Linked DNA regions of Homo sapiens: region 2 is linked to region 1. Evidence: read pairs that join two places in POLR2A ChIA-PET (ENCODE). Cell type or tissue: GM12878. All regions are shown on one strand. Each heading gives the region's core, and the rest is flanking DNA. Links, peaks and the distances in the headings are about the cores only.

Region 1 (5,388 bases), core at 229-5,228:
ACAAAGTCTTAAAAGCAGCCAGTGGGGAGCAGGGGAGCTAAATAAAGAGGAGCAGAAATGAGGAGCACAGCAGATTTTTTTGTCAGAAGCAATTTAAGTAAAACAACAGAGGAACAGTAAATTTGTAAACTACTAAAAGACAAAAAAAAGATCAATCTAGAATTCTATACCCAGTGAAAACAGCTTTCAAAACTGAAGGTGAAATAAACTTTTCATACATACAACACTTAAAGGTAAATCTGACGAAAGATGGAAAAGCCTTACACACTGAACACTATTTGGATACAGCTGACAGAAATTAAGACCTAAATAAATGGAGATGTTATGCTGTGTTCATGAGTTGGAAAAGTATATTTTTTAAAACTCTTCTCATATTGATCTATAAATGCAAGGCAAGCTTAATCAAAATCCAAGCAGAAATTGTAGAAATTGACAAGGTGATTCTAAAATTCATATGGAAGCATAAAGAACATATAATCACCAAAACAACTTTGCAAGAAAAGAATACAATGAACACTACCTGGTTTTGAGGTTTATTATATAGCTATAGTGATCAATATATGATACTGGAATAAAGATAAATCACCAGGCACAGTGGCTCACACCTATAATCCCAGCACTTTGGGAGGCTGAGGCAGGTGGATCACTTCAGGTCAGGAGTTCAAGGCCAGCCTGGCCAACATGGTGAAACCCTGTCTCTACTAAAAATACAAAAAATTAGCCAGGCGTGATGGCACATGCCTGTAGTCCCAGCTACTTGGGAGACTGAGGCAGGAGAATTGCTTGAACCCAGGAAGCAGAGGTTGCAGTGAGCCAAAATTGTGCCACTGTACTCCAGCCTGGGTGACAGAGCGAGACTCTGTCTCAAAAAAAAAAAAAAAAAAAAGATAAGCTACAAATTCAGAGAAAATATTTGCAAATCACATATCAGACAAAAACCTCGTACCTACAATACATAAATAATTCTCAAAAGATAAGAAAACAACCTCATTAAAAGTGGACAAAAATCTTTGAGCAGGTGTTTCAGTAAATATATACAAATGGCAAATAAGTATGTGAAAAGATGCTCAACATTATTACTCATTAGGAACATGCAAATTAAAACTACAATAAAATACCACCACATATCTATTTAGAACTGTTAAAAAGACATCTATCAAGTGTCGGCAAGAATGTGGTATAGCTAGAACTCTTATACACTCCTGGTGAGAATGTAAAATGGTACAGGTACTCTGGAAAACCATTTGGCAGCTTCTTCCAAAGTTACACATATACCTATCATATAATCCAGCCAATGCATTCCTAGGCATTTACTCAAGTGTAATGAAAGCATATGTCCATACAAAGACTTGTATATACATGTTCACAGAAGTTTTATTTGTAATAGCCAAGGACTGGAAACAACCCACGTACTCATCAACAGGTGAATAGACAAGTAAACTGTGTTATATCCACTATTCTACAACAGCATAAATAAACTATTGATACATGCAACAACACAGATGAATCTCAAAACAATTATGCCGAGTGAAAGAAGCCAGGCAAAAAAGAGAATATACTGTATGATAAGATTTGAATGAAACTCTAGACAGTGCCAACTAATCTGTAGTGACAGCAAGTACATTAGTAGATGCCTGGGGGGACTGGGAAACAGGGAAAGGGAGGAGAAAGGAATTGCAAAGAGGAATGAAACTTTTGTAAGCAACAAATGTAAAATGCTCATTGTCTTGATTGTAGTGATGATTTCATTGGCATATACATATATCAAAACTTACTAAATTTTACTTTATGTGCAGTTTATTGCATATCAATTATAACTCAGTAAAGCTATTAAATTTTTTTTTCTTAATTATGAGGATGGGATGAACAGGACAGGACTAGGTTTTGGATCTGGTCTCTAGTTCCCTACCAAAAGAAGCCCTCCACATCCCTGACTTGTTAAATACTGGAGATTACATGGCTGTCATGTTAGCAGAGAAGTCTACAGTTAGAAACATTAGACGCAGTCTGGACAAGAGTAAATAAAGCCCTCCCACAAGTTCCCTATCTCTTTCAGATCCAAAGAAATTACAAATGTCAATGACTATACTCACAGCTGATTAGAATCTCTGGCAACAAGGCTACGTCAGAATTTGTAGGTCACGAGGACTTCCTCTTTCTGCAGGGCTGTTACTGCTAGCCTGTTAACTGGGCCTAATTGAGACAGACTGTCTTATCGAAAGAAAAGTCATGATTCACTAAACCAGTATCTTATTATGCAATACGTTCTCTCTGAACTAAATTCCCATAAGGCTGGACGAACTCTCGAAAGCTCCACTGTCATATGGAAATCTTACCTCCAATAAAGGGCCAAACCTGGCTACTAAAACCTAATCCACTTTCACAAACATGTGGCTGACCTGCCATTAGATCTGTGGTTTTTCTAAACAGTGGCTGAGGTGTTCACAGGGCTACCAAAGAATATTTTTATTTATTTATTTATTTTAAGATGGAGTTTCACTCTTGTCACCCAGGCTGGAGTGCAATGGCGCAATCTCAGCTCACTGCAACCTCTGCCTCCCAGGTTCAAGTGATTCTCCTGCCTCAGCCTCCCGAGTAGCTGGGACTACAGGTACCCACCACCATGCCTGGCTAATTTTTGTATTTTTAGTAGAGACGGGGTTTCACCATGTTGGCCAGGCTGGTCTCGAACACCTGACCCCGTGATCTGCCCGCCTCGGCCTCCCAAAGTGCTGGGATTACAGACGTGAGCCACCGCGCCCAGCCTCCAAAGAATATTTTAAATTTCAAGAAAAACACAGCCAGGCTTGATATCTGTCAGACACCGTGTGAACTACTAGCTTGAGGTAGAACTCAGTTTTAAAGCTACAGGTTATATCATGTTACAAACTGTTTGATGACATATATCTGTTCTCCCACTGCTATAAAGAAATATCTGAGACTGGGTAATTTATAAAGAAAGGAGTTTTGATTGGCTCATGATTCGGCAGGCTGTACAGGAAGCGTGGCAGGGGAGGCCTCAGGAAACTTACACTCATGGCATAAGGTGAAGGGGAAGCAGGCTCGTCTTACATGGCCAGAGCAAGAGGAAGAGGGAGAGGGGGAAGATGCTACACATTTTTAAACAACCAGATGTTGTGAGAACTCTATCATGATAACAGCACAAAGGGGACGGTGCTAAATAATTAGAAACAGCCCCCATGATCCAATCACCTCCTTCCAGGCCCCATCTCCAACATTGGAGATTACAACTGAACATGAGATTTGAGTAGGAACACAGATCCAAACCATATCATTTGCAAGGTAGGTCTTTTTAGCAATTGTTGTCGCAAAAAGCAAGTATATGTGAAAATCAGTGTGGAACAGGAAATGAGATAGTACACAATCTGATTCCAGGGTCTGAGAAGCTGTGAATGTCCAAAAAGCAAACACATCCCATTAGCAAGTAATTATTGTTAAGAATAAAATAATAGTACTTTTAAAAAGTATGTGCTATTTTTTCAAATGTTTACTAAGGTGTTAAGATATAAATATTTATTAATTTGGGGTATTGATAAATGCCACATTGATTTTCACATATACTTGGTTTCATTACAACAATTGCTAAAAAGATCCAGCTTTGCAAATTTATGATGTCATCAAACAGAATGTACTATGATATAACATGTAACTTTGAAACTGAGTTCCACCTCAAGCTAGTAGTTCACCCAGTGTCTGACAAATATCAAGTATGGCGGTGTCTGTTTTGAAATTTAAAAATATTCCTTGGCAGCCTGGTGAATTTGCTATAGCATTCAGGGACATTTCAGCCACTGTTTAGAAGTACGAATTTCTTATGGTGTTGGATATGTCACTTCCTATTAGGCCTAGAGACATGGATCTTATTGATGTCTCAATCTTAGACAATCCCAGACAACAGTACAGAAACTTTGCTACTCCCAGGAAATGCTAAAGAAAGGTGCCAATCAGAACCAATGGAGATACTTAACATTTAATAAGCACACAAGGGCTGGGGTAGATTTATAACAAATAAATCTGGATAGTCCTGTAGGCTCACCTTCTTTCCCCCTTTTGATGGCTTAGCAGAGAGCTGGCTCAACAGGTCTCAGTAAACTCTACAAAATAATACTACTAGCCACTGGAGTCTACAGGCTCCTCCTTTCTATCAAGGCTACTTTCCAGCCAGGGAACAATATTCCCTGGCCCTCTTACTCTATAAATTATGTAGAGCATTATACAGGCACGCCTCTCTCTATGGAAACATTGACCAAAATGCCAGATAATCTCTGCCTACTCTGTTCAGTAAAAAAAAAAAAAGAGAGTTCAGGGGATGATATGTGCTCTACTATTTCTCTGCATATAAATTTTCTTCCTATAAACCTAGTATATTTGCCCTGTAGGGTGCAGGGAGCCCCAAAGCCATGGCTTCCCACCAGGTATTTATAATTCATTCACCGTCCTCCCAATTGAGGTATAATTTTCCAATGGAGTAATTTTTTTAAGAGATGGGTGTCTCATTATGTTGCCCAGGCTGCACCTGAATCCCTCGGGTCAAGGGATCCTCTTGCCTCAGCCTCCCCAGTAGTTGGGTCTACAGGCACACACCACTGCACCCAGCCCCAATGGAGTAATTTTTAATGATAATGGATGTAGCTTGATTATACAGCTAACATTTCAACTTTATCGCATTTTCTAGAAAAATAGCATAAAAGTTAGTTAACCTGGGCTAATTTTCTATTGAGGAAGGAGAAAGGTTTCTGTTACTCCTTTTCACTCACATCAGCTTGGATTAATACCAAGATTAATGTCTATGACCACCAGGAACTATATTATCTAAAGAGATGTTGATATTCTCTCTGCTTCCTAACGAACAAAGTTTTCAGCTAACTAGTTTTTGAAAAACTCACAATATATATTTATCTTGGAAATCACAGGCAAGTTTAAAACATTGTGGGACTATGTTTAGCACACTAAACGTAACGCAGTAAAAATTTTTTTTACCCCTTTTAGAAACATTGTCTTTTTTTAATCCAAAGGCTCAGTTATATCCAGTCACAATGGAACAAGATTCTCACTACATTCTCCTTAGCTAGGGCTCTTAAAACACTTGGCCATTGTTCTTCACACTGTTTCAAACTGCCTGTCTTTAAAGGTTACTCCAGGGAGTTTTTGATCCTGACTTTCCATCTCTAGATGGCGGCAGAGGACTCCAGCCCAGGGTTAAATCAACACACTCGAGTACAATGGCTGACTGTCATAGCTCCCTAAACACATGGTACACGTGCGCCTCCACAATGACCCGCACTTCTCCACGCGGGTCTGAACTCTGGCATTTTCAGAATCAATCCAATAGAACCTCTTTGGTTCTTTCATAATCCCACTCACAAA
Region 2 (5,388 bases), core at 73-5,072, 360 kb before region 1:
GTTCGAGGCTGCAGTGTACCATTATTGTGCCTGGGAATAACCTCTGTACTCTAGCCTGGGCAACATAGTGAGACTCTGTTTCTAAAAAAACCTTTAAAAATTCTTCTTTCATCCTATACTAAATTATTATATATCTAATGGGTCCATTTCTAAACTTTCAATTTTGTTTTGTGCTTCCAATAGCCAATTTCTTCCTGTCTCTCACTTTATTTAAGGTATCAGATTTTATTTAAGGCATGACTTACGTGCAGTAAAATGTGCAGATCTTAAGGAAACAGTTCAATGAGTTTTTGACAAATGCATATATCCACATAGCACATATCACTATTAAGATATAGAACATTTCCATCATCCCAGAAATTTACAACTTTCATGCATCAAAAGGGCACTAGCGCACATCATCCCTTGTGCCCTAGTCAGTCTCCAACCACAGAGGCAATGATTGGTCTGATTTCTTTCACCAATGACTGGTTTTAAAAATTTATATAAATGAAATAATTAAGAATATACGTTGTTGTGCCTGCTTTCTTTGATTCTGCACAAATTTTTTGCAGTTTATTGAATGGTGTAAATCACATCTTTATGATTCTTTGAATAATTAGGACTCTGTGACATGCTTTAGAGCTTCATTTTGGTTATTTTCCTCTACTATATTAAATTTCAGTTAATTAAATCAATACTGGCTGAGTGCAGTGGCTCACATCTGTAATCCCAGCACTTTGGGAGGCTGAGGCAGGTGGATCATCTGAGGTCAGGAGTTCAAGACCAGTCTGGCCAACATGGCGAAGCCCCATCTTTACTAAAAATACAAAAATTAGCCAGGCATGGTGGCAGGTGCCTGTAATCCCAGCTACTCAGGAGGCTGAGGCAGGAGAATGGCGTGAACCCAGGGGCAGAGGTTGCTGTGAGCCAAGATTGTGCCACTTCACTCCAGCCTGTGCAAAAGATCTAAACTCCATCTCAAAAAAAAAAAAATCAATACTAAATGGTTAACATGGTGGGTAATAATTTACTTTGTGGTTTACTATAATTTCTGTCTTTTTTTGTTCTTCTAATTTTTGTTACCAGAATAGAAGTAGTGTTTTTCTTTATGATTCATTGATTTTTACTATATTTACAGAGTTGGCAACTATCTACTTTCAGAACACCTAGTTTCAGAACATTTCCATTATTTCAAAAAGAAACCTTGTACCCATTTATAGTCACTCTCTATTCCTATCCATAGCCTTAGGCAATCTTTCATCTACTTTCTGTCCCTTTAGAATTGCCTTTTCTGGGTATCTCATATATGTGGAGTTAAATATGTTCCTTTGTGTCTGGTGTCTTTCACTGAGCATAATATTTTCAAAGTTCATACATGTTGTAACTCAGTTCCTTCTTATTGCCAAATAGTATTCCATTATATGGCTATACCACATTTTGTTTATTCAGTTGATGGGCATTTGGATTTTTTCTATTTATGAAAAATTGTGAACAATGAGGCTATGAACATTTGAGTATGAGTCTCTGTACAGATATATGTTTTTATTTCTGCTGGGTATATACTTCAGAGTAGAACTGTTGGGTGATATGGTAACTCTATGTTTAATATTTTAAGAAATGGCCATCTGTTTCTCCAAAGTGGCTGCACCATTTTACATTCCCACTTGCAATGTATGAAAAAGTATACTTTTAATCTCTCTGAAATGACAGCATAATAGGACAAACCAAGCAATTTTGACAAAAAAGAAAGCATATTTTTCTCTGCTTGGGAGATGGAAGGAGAGGAGATGATTTTCTTCTGTGCTGCTTTTTGAATCTCTTATTTCCTGTTCCACAGCCTCCCTGGAGCTAGAGCAGGCATGAATGTGTTCGGCAATCAATGGAGTTAAAACGAACACTAAGTTGCCAAGGCCTCCCTCATTATGATGAAATACCCCTCCCTGTGCTCACACACACATACAAGCTCAATTTTTAAAACCACTTGTTAATTCTTAATACAAAGAGTAAAACACTTATCTTCCTCACCTTCTATTTTTTAATAGAGCATATGTTTCTCTATTATTCACAGTTCAGACTGCTACAAAAATGCTTTAACTAAAAGAAGGAACAATGCCTTTCACATTATTATATTCAAATATGAATTTAGAAAAGAGAGGACTGGAAGCATATTTAGTTTCTCTTTAACTGCCAATTTCATATAACTGACAACATGAATTATATGACACAAAATCTATTCATTATTCTATCCATTCAAGATCAAGCTGAGGTTTAAAGCAGACTAATGGCTGTCACGTGAAGCTACTGTTTGTCAGTCTTCAGTGAACTCAAGCAAAAAACAAGGAAATTGGAAATGGACAACATAGTGAGTCAAAGAATATTCACATTGTGGGGAAGCAGCCCCTGAAGAAAAGAAGCTTCTTGTGTGGAATTTGGCAGAGGTACAAGTTATTCAAGGAAACGCATGTTAGTGTTAAAAAGTTATTCTGTTATTTCAAGGGCAGGGTAGGTCGGAAACTGTGTCATATTCTATTGCCTGCTTAGGTGTAAAACTTCACACCATTACCACATTATATTGTCAAATATTCTGGACTTAAAAAAACAGTTATGTATCCACTTTTCTTTTTAGTCTATGTTGTAGTATAAGTTGAGTAAGAAAAGAAGCAATATAAATAAAATTCTAGAAAAGAATTTCTCTCCTCAGAGATCCCCAAATGAATAATTTTCTCTATCTATTCTGTTCAAGGGGGTCACATTTTCCTTAACCCTTAACCTATAGAACAAAAGAGAACCTATAGAACAAGAGAGTGGATCCTACTCTCAGACGGGAGGGAGAAAATCTTGATTTCATTCAGAGATGCTTGATTCATTCAGAGAAATGAAGTGATGATAAAAGCAGAATGAGACTTTTCAGTCAATTCTGTGGAGAAAAGAGAAAACACACCCATCCCATGAGAGGGTGAAGACCGAAAGAGAGAACTACAAAATATCCTGTCTAGGGATGGATTTCCACTTTCCTTAGTACCCAAGAAAAGATTAAGTGTAAGATTCTATGGGATTCCTTCCGCTTGAATTCCATAGTACAGTGCAATGCTCCAAAGATCACAGATTTTGGAAACAGATAGATCTACATTAGTCTTTAGGGTCTGGCTATCCCTTAGTAAGCATTCTCTAAATGGTGGTCATCTTAGTTTGGATTTCCTCAGAAACAGACCCTGAGACAAGACTTCAAATGCAAGTAGTTTACCTGGGGGTAAAGAAAGCTGACAAGGAAGTGGGAACATGAGGTAGAAAAGGGAAGGCAGCTGACATAGATGTTTGATCAAGCCAGCTACAACTGTGGGCAACTGGAGTTGGATTCTGAAGAAATTCTAGGTGCTAGTGGAAAACATACACCTTAGAGTCATCCCATCTGAGAGATGAAAGAACTAAGCTGCTTACGTACCAACTCCAGTTGGTCATGGAGGGTTGCTCTTGGTGTCATTACTGTGGCAAAGGGCTTCCAAGCAAAGAATTGCAGATGCTGACAGCTGGAAGTCCAGCCAATGCACACAGAAATGAAGGTGAGGAAATGTGGACGGGTCAGTTGCAGTGGTATAAGAAGAAAAAACGAGAACATGCTCCTTTAGGGTGCAGTGACCTCATCTTCTGTTGTTTCCCAGTGCTGTCAGATTTTAGGCACTCAATAAATGATGTGTTGACTAAATATGATAACTAATGAATGAAATGAGTTAGCTTTAAATCTTGGCTCCATCTTTTATGAAAAACCTCTTTCCTCATATATAAAAACAAATCTCATTCCACAAAATAATAAATAAAAGAATCTAACATAGTACCTGACCCACAGCAGACTGACACATATAAATAATGCTCTATAAATAATTTTATTTATTTAAATATAAATAATGTATTTTTTTCTTTTTTATACCATGGAATCCTCCTCTGTTTATTTTGCCTTCTCTGTTAAAGAAGCAAGGTGGCAGTAGTACTTTGCAGGGCCTGAGTTCAGAAATTTGCAATATGTGTTGGCCCAGTGGAGGGGGTCTACACCAACTGTCCTTCTTAAAGGTCAAATTTATTGACTTACATATGTAGGGGAAACTGTGATAGTAATGCTTTCAAGGGAGTGCCAACAACTGATTTAATTGTAGACTTTGAGCCAAGAGCAACACCATGCAACTATGAATGTAGTCCTAAAGAATAACACTCATTCTCTTAACCTTCCTCCTGCTGCCTTACACTTAGATCAATGGCTGCCTTGTTTTTGCCCTGCTACTCACTAGCTGATACTCAAAAGTAAAAATATAAAAAATAAACAAAAGCAAAAGCAAAGCATGAGAGAAAAGAGTCTATTTTCTGCCTTCTCATTCTCAAAAGTTTGCACACTCTCCTATTCTTTTAATTGTCTATCTCAACGCCCAACATGTATATTTATTTCTGGAATGCAGCCAGATCCTGGGTCTGAATTCCAGAAGCTCATTTCCCAGTTTCCATGAGACAAGGCCTCAAAAATGTGAACCTCTCAGAGGACACATGCAAGATGATAAAAGCTTACATTGTACCCACACAACTTCTTTCATTAAAAATTTTAACTTTTCAAAGGAAAAGAGAAAGGCAATTGATTCTAGAGTCCAATTTTTCTTCTTACCTTCTAGCAAATGTGTGGCTCAGGATACACTTTAATATACAAAGTGCTAAGCACTTTGACTAACCTGAAGAATGCTTATTTCCACTTAAATTGCCTGGGTTTTGACTTCAAATTCATGTCACAATGATTTTTAAATTTTGAGATCTTTAGAATACTAGGATCTGTCTGTACCAGGTTTCCAGGAACCAAGAATGAGTGAGAGATGAGGCCAATTGAACCAAGACCCTAGCAGGTAGCAATGGCTTTGAGGGTAACAACTGTACGTGAAGTTCCCAGGATCGTGCCAAGAGAGTGTACTATTAGGAAAGCCGGCGAGTAGGCCTTGCAGGGAAAGTGAATGCTAGTGACCATCATGAAACCAGAGCAGACAGATTGAGCGTGGACACAGCCAACTCAGCAGTAGATGAAGCTGGATGAGCACAGCAGATGTACTACATTTTGAACTAAGCAAGGGCTAGAAAGGGACAACCAAAATGAGATAAAGTTTGGTGTAAAGAGCACTCCTTCATAAAAGACCATCAGTTGTGGTGCCCAGCTCATAACCGGGGCTCATCAGCATGTCGGGAGGCATGAACCTCATGTGCCCCAGCAGATCATTGTTCTATCAGTTTGCAACTTATGTCTGATTCCCTCTTTTAACTGGTTTCAGTCCCTGTTAGCTTTAAACCATCTAATGTTCGTCTAGTATTTCTCCTTGAGTACCAGGCCTTGGGGGTTGAGGTTTTTTCATGGCCTATCCATGTGATGGGATATACCCCACC

Evidence for each region. Peaks named below come from ENCODE experiments on the same cell type or tissue, not always from the same donor. Only the 100,000 strongest peaks of a DNase experiment are listed, where the experiment ranks them.
Region 2: POLR2A ChIA-PET joins it to region 1 with 6 read pairs; 3 of 35 experiments call an interaction of 5 or more read pairs at or near these places.

Annotation. Positions count from the first base shown.
Region 1 is chr4:76,087,178-76,092,565 of GRCh38, reverse strand. All of the region lies in intron 3 of ART3 (ADP-ribosyltransferase 3 (inactive)), which reads right to left. Among named protein-coding and RNA genes, the nearest start is that of ART3, 15 kb to the right of the region's middle. In GM12878, for the core only: a CTCF peak has its summit at 5,193 (motif pointing right); a DNase peak (open chromatin) is centred at 2,140.
Region 2 is chr4:76,446,543-76,451,930 of GRCh38, reverse strand. All of the region lies in intron 1 of SHROOM3 (shroom family member 3), which reads right to left. Among named protein-coding and RNA genes, the nearest start is that of SHROOM3, 14 kb to the right of the region's middle. In GM12878, for the core only: no CTCF peak of the experiment used is centred there; no DNase peak of the experiment used is centred there.